Linked DNA regions of Homo sapiens: all the other regions are linked to region 1. Evidence: chromatin contacts called from ENCODE Hi-C or POLR2A ChIA-PET data. All regions are on one chromosome and are shown on one strand. Each heading gives the region's core, a stretch centred on a gene start or an enhancer-like site at or near the end of the contact. The rest is flanking DNA. Distances are from core to core; before and after follow the strand shown.

Region 1 (3,794 bases), core at 892-3,391:
AGCCACTGCACCTGGCTCAATTCCCTATGTTAAACTTCCTTGTTAAAATAATTGTTATGGTTTCTCCTTTCCTTATTGGACCCTGAGTAACACATACTCTACATCCATTCTATTGATTCAGGTCTTTTCCTCACCTCTCTCTTGCCTTCCAAACCCCACTTAGTAAAATGTTAAAGGAAGCATTCGCCCATGATTCTTTTTTCTCCTACCCTGAAGTTTGCTTGTACACCCATAATTCTTCAAGCATGTCCTTGTGAGCTTCAATTCACCCTGTTCCATCCCTTTTTTCTTTCCGTGTTAAATGATGAAGAGAAAAATCCTGCTCAAAGAGAGTAAGTTCAAGATAGTCTTGGTTCTAAAAAGAGAAGCTGAAAACCTGCTATCTTTTGATTGGCTGTCAAGACTCTTCATCAAAGCAGATGTCCCAGACTAATTTCAACAATTCTTCATCTTAAATTCAAGACTTTAAAAAACCTTCACAGACTTGCAGAAGCCTTTCATCTGAGGAACTCAGAAAATCACAGATTGAACATCCCCCATAAAGAAGAAAGGGAAATAAGTCCAAAATGTAGCCCAGACTATGACATTCTTTGAGGACAATTCTGTATGAACTAAAACTGCAGCCTGTGGACAACTGCTTGAGCCCAGGAGTTTGAGACCAGCCTGGGCAACATAGTTGGACCCCGTCTCTACAAAAAATTAAAAATTTAAAGATTAGTTGGGTGCGGTGGTGCACATCTGTAGTCCCAGCTACTCAGGAGGCTGAAGCAGGAGGATTGCTTAAGCCTGAGAGGTCAAGCCTGCAGTGAGCTATGATCTCGCCACTGTACTCCAGCCTGGGTAACAGAGCGATGTTCCTTTAATTCCAGAGAAGTTGCTAATTTTCTGTAAAAACTCCTTTATGAGAAATGATATTCATGTGGAAAGAATATTCTCTTTATACCCTGATGTGTTATTAATTTCACATCTCTGGGATAAAGCCAGATCATCAGAAAGATTTATGCTTAGAATATCCTCTACATCCCCGGCTACTCTTACTGATATAAGCTCTGATATAATGCTTTAGCTTTTGAAAAATCACCTGATCAGAAAATTTGATTAACATTCTCTTATATAAAACAATTTGACTAGGCTGGGCGCGGTGGCTCACGCCTGTAATCACAGCACTTTGGGAGGCCGAGGCAGGTGGATCACTTGAGGTCAGGAGTTCAAGACCAGGCCTGGCATGGTGGCTCATGCCTATAATCCCAGCACTTTGAGAGGCCAAGGCGGGTAGAAAACCTGAGGTCAGGAGTTCAAGACCAGCCTGGCCAACATGGTGAAACCCCGTCTCTACTCAAAATGCAAAAATTAGCCAGGCGTGGTAAGCAGGCACCTGTAATCCCAGCTACTCAGGATATTGAGGCAGGAGAATCGCTTGAACCCTTGAACCTGGGAGGTCGCAGTGAGCCGAAATCACGCCACTGCACTCCAGCCTGGGTGACAGAGCAAGACTTCCTTCTCAAAAAAAAAATAAAAAAAAAAGAATGTTCAGAGAAAGACTTACTGATCCTGAATGCTGGCTCCCCAAATTATCACTATGACAACCTGTCGAAAAGACAAAGCTGAGCTTATATTGATCTTGGGAAGGGAGTACTCCCTCCACAGAATCTTAGAGCATCTCAGAAGAGGGAGAACAAAGTCAGGATATTTACTGGGACTCTAAGTCAGTTTAAGACAGATCTTATCCGATATCAGTGCTTAATTAACACTCTGTAAGGATTATGACTTAATAGTTTAAGATTCGTGGTCACAGCAAAGTGAAGATGTAAAGGCAAGGTTTTCAAAGAGTCTTGGGTTCAAGCAGTCTTGGGGTTTCAACTGTAGTTTTGATATGGCTCCCATGACTGGAGGAACAAATTGATGCTTTTCATGAAGAGTTGATGGCCTTTTGGGACATTGCTGAAATGAATGATAATGTTATTCACAACTTTTATCTTCTTCAGCAAGAGTTTCCTAGAATAGTAAAGCTATGTTGATGAAACCTAGAATAACAAAGGCCTGTAAATATACACAGTAAGCTATGTGGGTGTATACAGTTTCGGTTCTCACTGACAAAACGAAATTTGAGCTCATTCTCAAAGGAGTGAGGGAATGAGTCATGCCAACATTTGAAAGCAGAGTTCCAAGCCAGGCCCAAGTCCAACTTTTGCAGGGCCTGTGGCAAGGTTATAGATGAATGCCTACTATATGCCCAAATATTTAAGTGTTGGAAATCAAGTTAGCAAACCTTTTTTTCTTAGAGATGGGGTCTCACTATGTTGACCAGGCTGGTCTCGAACTCCTGGCCTCAAAGAATCCTCCCATCTCAGCCTCACAAATGCTGGGATTACAGGCATGAGCCACTGTGCCTGGCCTAGTAAACTCTTAAATAAAATGTTAGCCAGGTGGGGTGGCATGCGCCTCTAGTGCCCCCTACTCCAGAAGCTAAGGCAGGAGGATCCCTTGGGCCCAGAAGTTCGAGGCTACAGTAAGCTATGTTCGTTCCACTGCACTCCAGCCAGGATGACAGAGCAAAACTCCGACTCTAAAACAAAGCAAAACAAAACAAAACAAAACAAAATGCCCAATCAACACCCTCCAATAAAACAAAATAAACTGGTTACTTTAAAAATAAATAAATAAATAAAATGTTTTAGGTGCCTACCTTGATAAATATAACTTTATAGTGACTAAGTAAAAAAACATGTAAAGTTATGCTTTTTATGTGCCTGAAAAACATCAAAGACAACTAATATATTCACACGTGTGTATATCTGAGTATTCTATTGATGTGTAGTTGAATAATAAAATAAGGACACATACACCATATAAATCATTTTATAGTATACTTATTTCATAAAATTTTATTTCTTTGCCTTCATTTGAGGAAAATCATGAATTCAATTGTTATAATAAAGATTTTCACATATTTTGTTTTTATATTGACAACAGTGATCTAAAGATACACTGTCCTATACGGTACACACTGAGCATTTGAAGTGTGAGGCCTGTCCAAACTGAGATGTATTATGAGTGTAAAATACATACTTATTCCAAGGCTTAATATTTTTAAAAAAGTAAACTATCTCATTAATAATTTTATACTGAATACATATTTAAATGGTAATGATTTTAATATACTAGTAAATAGAATATATTATTAAAATTAATTTTACTTTTTTTACTTCTTTCATGTGACTATTAGAACATTTAGAATTACAATGTGGCTCACGTTTGTGACTCATGTTATATTTCTTTTTTTTCAGCTTTATTGAGGTATAATTGACAAAGAAAAATTATATCTATTTAACGTGTTCAACTTGTTGATTTGATGTACATATACTTTGTGTAATAATTACCAAAATCAAATTAATTAACACATCCATCACCATATATATGTACTCTGTGTGTGTGTGTGTGTGTGTGATAAGAACACTTAAGGCATACTCTCTGGCAAATTTTAAGTAAACAATACAGTATTATTAACTGTAGCTATCATGCTGTACAATAGATCCCCAAAATTTACTCATGTTATAAATGAAAGTTTGTAACCTTTGACCAACATCTCCCATTTCCCCCACCCCACAACAGCTGGTAGTCACTGCTCTACTCTCTTCTTCAATGAGTTGGACTTTTTTAGATTCTGCATATAAATGAGATCATACAATATTTGAGTCTGAGTCTGGCTTGTTTCACTTAACATAATGTCCTCCAAGTTCATTCATGTTGTCAAAAATGGCAGGATTTACTCCTTTTTAAGCCTGACTAATATT
Region 2 (3,794 bases), core at 625-3,124, 200 kb before region 1:
ATTTGAAGGAAAAAATTATTTTAAAAAATCATCAGTGGATGCCAAATCCAGGGGGTGAAAGTTTGGTGAGGAAGGGATATTTGCAAGGTTTCAAAAACTCCCTGAAAGTTACCTAAAGAGAAACCTTGTAACTTTACAATGGAGACGCTTGGTGGACACTACCTTAAGCAAGCTATCAAAGGAAGCATCAGTAATAATAGTTCAAACCAGCACAATGTGTCTCTAATGTGATTTCCTGAGAGAGACACATCACTTCTGTGATAGTCCTGACAGAAAAAAAAAAACAAAAAACTTAACTTGCATTTTTAAATCATGAGGAAAATCAGACAAACTACAACTGAGGGACATTCTCAAAATAGCCAGCCTGTATTCTTCAAAAATATTAACTTTAGAAAGACAAAGAAGGACTAAGGGACTGGTTTCAGTTTAAAGGAGTCTAAAAGGGCATGACACTAAGTGCAATGCAGCATTCCAGACTGGGTACTGCACTGGGGGAAAAAACATTCAAAAAGACATCATTAGGTTAGTTGATAAAATTCTATTACAGACTGTGAATTAGATAGTTGTATTAATGTTAAATTTCTTGATTTTGATGACTGTACTATGTTTATTTTAGAGAATGCCCCCGTGCTTAAGAAATATGCTCTGATGTTAAGGGGTAAAGGGAGAGGATGTTTCCATGTGCTCTGGAAAGGAAGGGGAAGGGGTACAGGCTAAAACGTAAACAATTGGTGAATCTAGGTTAAGTATTTCTAGGAATTCCTAGTACCGTTCTTATAACTTTCCTATGAGTCTGAAATTATGTCACAATAAAGTTACCCAAGAAAAGCCTCAGTTAAGAATTCATTCTGCAATAGAACAATCATTGATTAGTTTTGTGACATTAACAGTTTAGTCAATTGAAGTTTCTAAACATCTTGCAGATTGTAGTTAATTGCAAGTATATCAGACTCTAAAAAAGCCTGTACACTTTCCCAGAGTTTGAAAGTTTTATAAGATCCACCAAGCTCCAACCCCATGTTTAGTCAGCTGCCTTTTCCTTCTGAATTCTTCTGACTTCTGATGTCTTCCAGAGGCAGGGGAAAAGGAAAAGTCACTCCTTGCAAGAATGTCTCCTCTGAGTCACACCTCAGAAATAGGCCAGCTAACTAATTTGAGAAGATGAGTGTGTGTGAGTGTGCGTGCGTGCATGCGCGCACCACACACATCTTCGTGTGTGGGAGGTGAGAGGAAGGAGGAAGTGGAATTACACTTTCCTAAGCTATAGCCATGGGGTATGTTTTCAAATACTCTATTTTACTCTTGGCTGGATGCCAGAATATGAATATATATATATATAATATAATATATATATAAAATATAATATAATATATATAATATATATTCCTAAGATCCCAGGAAAGAAAATAATTTTCAATCCTTTTCTCACCTTCTCTCTTTAAAAGACATTCTGCTTGATTGTAGGCAAAAACTACCTTCCTAAACTAGCGTATTCCTGAGCTTGCCAACGGACATGGAACAGAACAGTGTGGGAGATTTCTCTGTGCGGTGTGTTTGGCCCAGCTCAGTGGTCCTCTCAGCAAATGTCAGTCACAGCAAGTCTAACTCAATCACAGTGACCCAGATATAGATACAGTGACATTCATCAACCCGAAGAGCTATATAATGTTTATTTTCTTTTTCTTTTTTAAAGTTCAGAGCCAATATGATTTTATGGGGAAAACCCTTTTCTAAGAGCAAACATTCTTACATTCTAATCCACTTCAGCTACTAAAGTGTGATCTTGACCAAGTCACAAAACCCCAGACTTTTAGTGTCCTCATCTGTAAAACCTGGTCACCAGAGCATGTATAGCCTCCTCACAGCGTTATGGGGAAGTGAGAAGGCGTAGATTACATGTAGTAATACATTTGAAACTCCCTTAAAATTTACATAATGTGGTTAGGATATACCTCATTCTACATCTTATAAATCTAGAATGCTAGTGCTTTCTGACATAGCACTTTCACAATCTGAAATATTTCAAATCCTTTCATTTGACTGCAATATATACTGGAACAAAATTACTTGGTGTATATACACTATAGGCAATGTAAGCATTTTTAAAATGGTAACCTGTTCTTTTTCTCATGAACTTCAGAATAACTCAAAAGCTCCTTTTTATATATCCTAAATTCCATCAGTTGGCCCTAAACTTTTCTAAGTGTGTGCAAAGTTGAAAACAAGGAATAAGAGATAACAATACAAAACAATTCTAGATCACAACTTCTTTGGGAAGATTTTATTCAGTGATTAAAATCAGATGACTTGTCTTGCAAATTAAGAGAAAAAGGCTGACTAATAGCACAATATGTTCAGGAGTGACTTGTGGGTACGTCCTGAATAATTATCGCGCCAGGCAAATGTGTTGGAGTAAACCACCTTCCCACAAGGGCCTCCCTATGCCACATTAATAAGTCACTTACTAGACCTAGCACAATAAAATGATAGTCTATGCAATTTAGTCGTTTCCAAAAGGGAAGAGCATTTCTCTGGCATCTCTGAGTGGATCAGATCAAGGTGACTTTAAGAAAACTGAGGGAGAAGGGGCGATGGCACAAGTTATGGCTTGGATCACTCTGAATTGACTCTAAAAAAAAAACCAAAAAAGGTACCTAATTATCTCATAAATCATCTGGCATGCTGTTTCCAGTGAAGACTCTCTGGCTGTGCTGAGCAATTTTATAAGTTGAACCAGCAAAATAAACAGCAAGTTTTGGGTGAAATCCTTAAACACAGAGCTTCTGATTCGGGACAGGTAGTCACAATTGCTAGGGGTCTATATAGACTAAATAAAGGGTTCCAGAATTACATAGAGGAGCAGCTTGGTGAAAAACAACCCCTCTAGATTGTTCAGACCTCTATGTATTTTTATGGTGGTTTGAATGAACCAGTTAGTTATTTAACTTTATTTTCCAATTTTTTTTTTCTATGTAGAAGATATTCAAGGTCAAGTAAAATTTCTTTTTGTTTTCTTGCTTCCAAAATAAAAGAAATTTACTTAGCCTCCTGCAACAAGTAAACAAGACCAAAAAGAAAATGTATTCTTTTTTTGTTTGTTTGAGATGGAGTCTCACTCTGTCACCCAGGCTAGAGTGCAGTGGCGCGATCTTGACTCACTACAACCTCCGCCTCCTGGGTTCAAGCAATTCTCCTGCCTCAGCCTCCAGAGTAGCTGGGATTACAGGCATGTGCCACTACCCCCGGCTAATTTTTGTATTTTTAGTAGAGGCGGGGTTTCACCATGTTAGCCAGGCTGCTCTCGAACTCCTGACCTCAGGTGATCCGCCCACCTCAGCCTTCCAAAATGCTGGGATTACAGGCATGAGCCACCTCGCCCAACCTAAAATCTATTCTTTATTGACATTTTTATTGACAATGGGATAATAGCTCAGCATACTAATCTAAGAATATAATGAACAAACTGACATACGACAAAAATTTCAAGATCAAAACTACATGTGCTTGAGTATACATACACATCCATGCAGGTAAGAATACATTACACACACACACTTAATGATGATTATCTCACCGATGTTTCCACTCAACTCCTAAATCTTTATTACAAGCTCTAACCTTGTGCTTCAGACATACTTATGCAAGTGCCTACTAGTCATCTCTTCCTAGATGTCTGACAAGCCATCAACACATCTGACACTGAACTTACGACCTTCCCTTCTAACCTGGCTACTTCCCACCTATTTCCAATATCAATTGAGGTGAAGGCTAGCTGGGGTATCCTAGACCCATAA
Region 3 (3,794 bases), core at 960-3,459, 180 kb after region 1:
CCTGAATCACCACACTGAAAAGTACTTATTAAGTACCTATAATTATGGGTTGTGCTATATGATGCACATTTAAAATTTATTAAACAAGAAGAGTCCATGCTATCTCAAAATGACTGATTATCTAATAATAAAACAGTATAGTGTTACCATTATACCCAAGTATGGAGGCCTGCCAGTATACAAAGTATTACCACAGAACCATTAGGAAAGCAATCTATCCACATTAAAAACTAAGTGGGCTAGTGGCAAACCATTATTCATCTTGAATATAATTGAACTTTACCGGAGAGATGCCAGAAAGGAAAGGCAATTTTAATTCATTTAAATTGTCCTGTTCATTAAAGAAAATCTTACCTTCTTCTAAGCAATATGGAAAACAAATAGTACATTCAACCATAAATGACAACTCAGTTAAAGAGGTAATTATTAATGCTTAGGCAACTTCCACTTATAGCAGATGCTTAGGTTTAATTCCAAACTAACCCCAAGGATTTGAATTTCACTACAGTAAAAGATTTCTGTGCATGCAATGAAAAACTTACTTTGATCACAGCACTCAAACCGATTCCCATTAACTACCTGTGACCCTGATATAGCTTATACAATTATTTTGTGTTTACCTACCTGCTTGACCACAGCCATGACAATGTTGGATAGTCTTGACCAGTGTAGCATGAAGCTGTGTGACTGTGAGTGACTATTGTCATCGGTTCCCTATTCTCTTTTCTGTCGAAGGAGGAAATTGGGCTCCACCTCTAAGGTTCCTTGCTTGCAATTATCAAGTTCTATGATTCTGTACTGACTGACTTCATTGCCTTAGCTGTTGAATTGCTTTGTAAAGAGAGCTCTTGTGGAAAAGTGAATGGCCCTTGCTGGGAAGTGAGCAGTGCATTAGGATTAATTCTCATTTTAGAAGTTAGGAAATTGGAGAAAAAATACATAGGGAAGATTTTTTGTTCTTTTCTTGGTTCTTGAGGCATTACTTTTCCCTTTATGGCTAGAATGATAGGATTGTATGAAGATATTCATTTAACTTGGTTTATGATTGCAAGTAATACAGTTAATACAACCATAATCAGAATCTCAATTATGTTGAATGGGTAAGATAAATAATGGTAATTTTAAGGAAATGTCTTCCATGGTATATGTATAATTAATTTCTGTTCTCAAAGAAGCAAAGAGGGTTTGGATGAAAGCTTCCCAGGCTCAGAAAATATGACAGTAGAAACATGAAGATGGGAAATTCTTCTTCATCTTTTCACAGTTACACAATGTTCTACACATTATGCAATGATTATGTAATTCAACAGGACAGCTTAAGGAATTTTTACAGCTTATAAGATAACACTTCAAGTACCCCTTTTTCTTCTGAAAGTTTACCACAAGAACAGGAAAATCTAGGGCTACTTTACCTCTAAGCCTGTTTATTTATGAAATAAAGATAATACTTTACCTGCACCATGAGGATTAAATGGTAAAGCTTTTTGGCATTATGTCTACCCATAGGAATCACTCTATAAATCATAATGTGATTATTGTCACTTATTACCTTTATAAATTAGAAAAAAAGTATATACTTTTTCAGATTACTATCACCTACATTAACTTGGTAGAACTTTATTTTTCTTTAGTCTTTGCTTATATGTGCATAAACAGAAACAGTGATTGTGACTCTTAAGTAATTTAATTCCATGCCCTTGTAATTTCCAGAGGAGAAATAAAGCAATATATAATTTATGGCCAAAAGTACTTTCTTCCTGAAATGTCCAATAGTTAAAGTTTCCACAAAATTGTTTCACTGAAGTATAGAAATAATCAATGTCTTTCTGGGGGAAGAAAATGTATCATAATATTTTTCTGAATATTTGACTCTTTAGTTATTAATGTATTACGGGGAAAGTACAACTTTCTGTTAGTGTTTGCTGCCTGTTTACTGTACACAGATGCCTGATTATTTTCCCCATCAGAAAATTTGATAGGACAAGACCACGTTCATTCAACAGATATTTATTAAGCACCTACTGTGTTCCAGGTCTTGTGGGCCCAAGAGAAGAGTCTGTAAACCTCAGTGAAAGTGATTTATTCAACATTTACTTATGGGTTGATTTCTGGAATCATTGCTTTATTTGGTGGTATTCACTAAGTAGGTCACTTGCATTCATTTACATAGGAAAGCTGCTTGTGTAAATAGCAAGGTCCCTTATGAGTCAGCATTACATGTCAGCATAAAGGGAGAAAACACGAAGCATTTTACAAATAATACTCTTTAGGTGAACACATTTTGCTTTTGATATTATGTTTTGTAACTTATTTCTCAACCCTTTCCTTATTGATCTAATTGAATAGGGAAGACCCATTTTAAGAGAAACATTGCTTTCTCAGGAAACATGCTCAACTGTTTTAAATTATTTATAAGGTTTCTGTTGCTTTCAGTCGAATCATAGTTCTATTATAGAAGTTTGTGGATTTTTGCTTTTGAATTTATCTTTTGGCATTATCAGTACTGTTGTCAGAGGCATTTGTACCAGAGTGACTTTATCTTGAATAGGGGCTAAGTAAAATGAGGCTGAGACCTACTGGGCTGCATTCCCAGGAGGTAAGGAATTCTTAGTCACAGGATGACATAGGAGGTTGGCACAAGATACGGGTCACAAAGACCCTGCTGATAAAACAGGATATAGTTAAGAAGCTGGCCAAAACCCACCCAAACCAAGATGGTAACACAAGTGACCTCTGATCATCCTCACTGCTTATTATATGCTAATTATAATGCATTAGCATGCTAAAAGACACTCCCACCAACACCATGACAGTTCACAAATGCCATGGTACAGTATACAGTCTAAAAAGGGAAGGAACCCTCAGTTCTGTTCCTGGGGAAATCCCCGCCCCTTTCCCCGGAGCACTCATGAATAATCTACCCCTCGTTTAGCATGTAATTAAAAAACCCATAAAAGTAGCCAGCCAGCAGTCCTCAGGGCTGCCTATGGAATAACCATTCTTTTATTCTTTTGCCTTTTGAGATGGAGTCTCAAAAATCTCAGCTCATTGCAACCTCTGCCTTCTGGTTTCAAGCAATTCTGCCTCAGCCTCCCAAGTAGCTAAGATTACAGGTGCCCACCACCATGCCTGGCTAAATTTTGTATTTTTAACAGAGAGGGAGTTTTACCATGTTGGCCAGTCTGGTCTCAAACTCCTGGCCTAAAGTGATCCACCCACCTCTGCCTCCCAAAGTGCTGGGATAACAGGTGTGAGCCACCACACCCACCCAAGATAAAATTTTAAATGGCTATCTTGTTCCAAGACACAACCTTGTCACCAAATAGTTCCAATAAAAACACTTCTTTTTAAAATTCATGTATGTATCTAAATTGGCTCAACAAACTCTAAAGAATAAAATTATTTCTCTCAGTGAAAAGACTACTTTTTGTACTTCAATGCTATGTTGTTGAAATTTCAGTCCTAGAGCCTACAAAGGAAATATATCTATCCTGACATGATACTTAATATGTTGGTTAAACTACTGGAAGACCTGATTTGTCAAGGGAGATTTCAACAGAACACTAGTTTGCCGTGTAGACTAGACTCCCTCTTCAGTGAAGCAGGAATATTCTCAAGAATATTTTTTCAGTGCTTACAAAGAGGAGAACTGGTACAAAATTTGGTGTTTCCTAATGACTAAAAATATCTTAAAGATTTTGTTTGCTTGTTTGCAGGAAGAAATCTTTCCTGTTTTCTGCTCTGTATGCTGCCTTTATATTCGGTGGTCGGCACCTAATGAATAAACGAGCAAA

What was found. Hi-C counts contacts between places; a loop is a spot of excess contacts on that map. ChIA-PET counts read pairs that join two places held with the same protein, here RNA polymerase II (POLR2A). Pooled maps may share reads with other maps.
Region 2: a map with no recorded cell type shows a loop between it and region 1 (9-fold over the local background). The contact joins two enhancer-like sites. A Hi-C loop is called at or near these places in 1 of 168 maps with a recorded cell type or tissue (dorsolateral prefrontal cortex), 13 of 37 single-sample maps with no recorded cell type and 5 of 50 pooled maps. POLR2A ChIA-PET finds 5 or more read pairs at or near these places in 1 of 52 experiments (H1).
Region 3: a loop to region 1 is called in a pooled map, with 3 times the contacts of the local background. The contact joins two enhancer-like sites. A Hi-C loop is called at or near these places in 3 of 37 single-sample maps with no recorded cell type and 3 of 50 pooled maps. POLR2A ChIA-PET finds 5 or more read pairs at or near these places in 2 of 52 experiments (PC-3 and activated CD4-positive, alpha-beta T cell).

What each region holds. Positions count from the first base shown.
Region 1 is chr4:110,285,643-110,289,436 of GRCh38, reverse strand. It overlaps the pseudogene ZBED1P1. Among named protein-coding and RNA genes, the nearest start is that of ELOVL6, 89 kb to the right of the region's middle. RefSeq lists an enhancer at 2,078-2,167. Within about 2 kb of position 2,141, at least 3 of the 41 ENCODE cell types and tissues checked have a DNase peak (open chromatin) inside an H3K27ac peak, as active enhancers do; they include PC-3, where a contact is called at or near this core.
Region 2 is chr4:110,482,316-110,486,109 of GRCh38, reverse strand. The region is part of intron 1 of ENPEP (glutamyl aminopeptidase); the gene reads right to left. Among named protein-coding and RNA genes, the nearest start is that of ENPEP, 8.1 kb to the right of the region's middle. RefSeq lists an enhancer at 1,660-1,709. Within about 2 kb of position 1,874, at least 5 of the 41 ENCODE cell types and tissues checked have a DNase peak (open chromatin) inside an H3K27ac peak, as active enhancers do.
Region 3 is chr4:110,105,551-110,109,344 of GRCh38, reverse strand. ELOVL6 (ELOVL fatty acid elongase 6) reads left to right here. Exons shown (of 4, transcript NM_024090.3): 2 at 3,717-3,794. Among named protein-coding and RNA genes, the nearest start is that of ELOVL6, 91 kb to the left of the region's middle. Within about 2 kb of position 2,209, at least 4 of the 41 ENCODE cell types and tissues checked have a DNase peak (open chromatin) inside an H3K27ac peak, as active enhancers do; they include PC-3, where a contact is called at or near this core.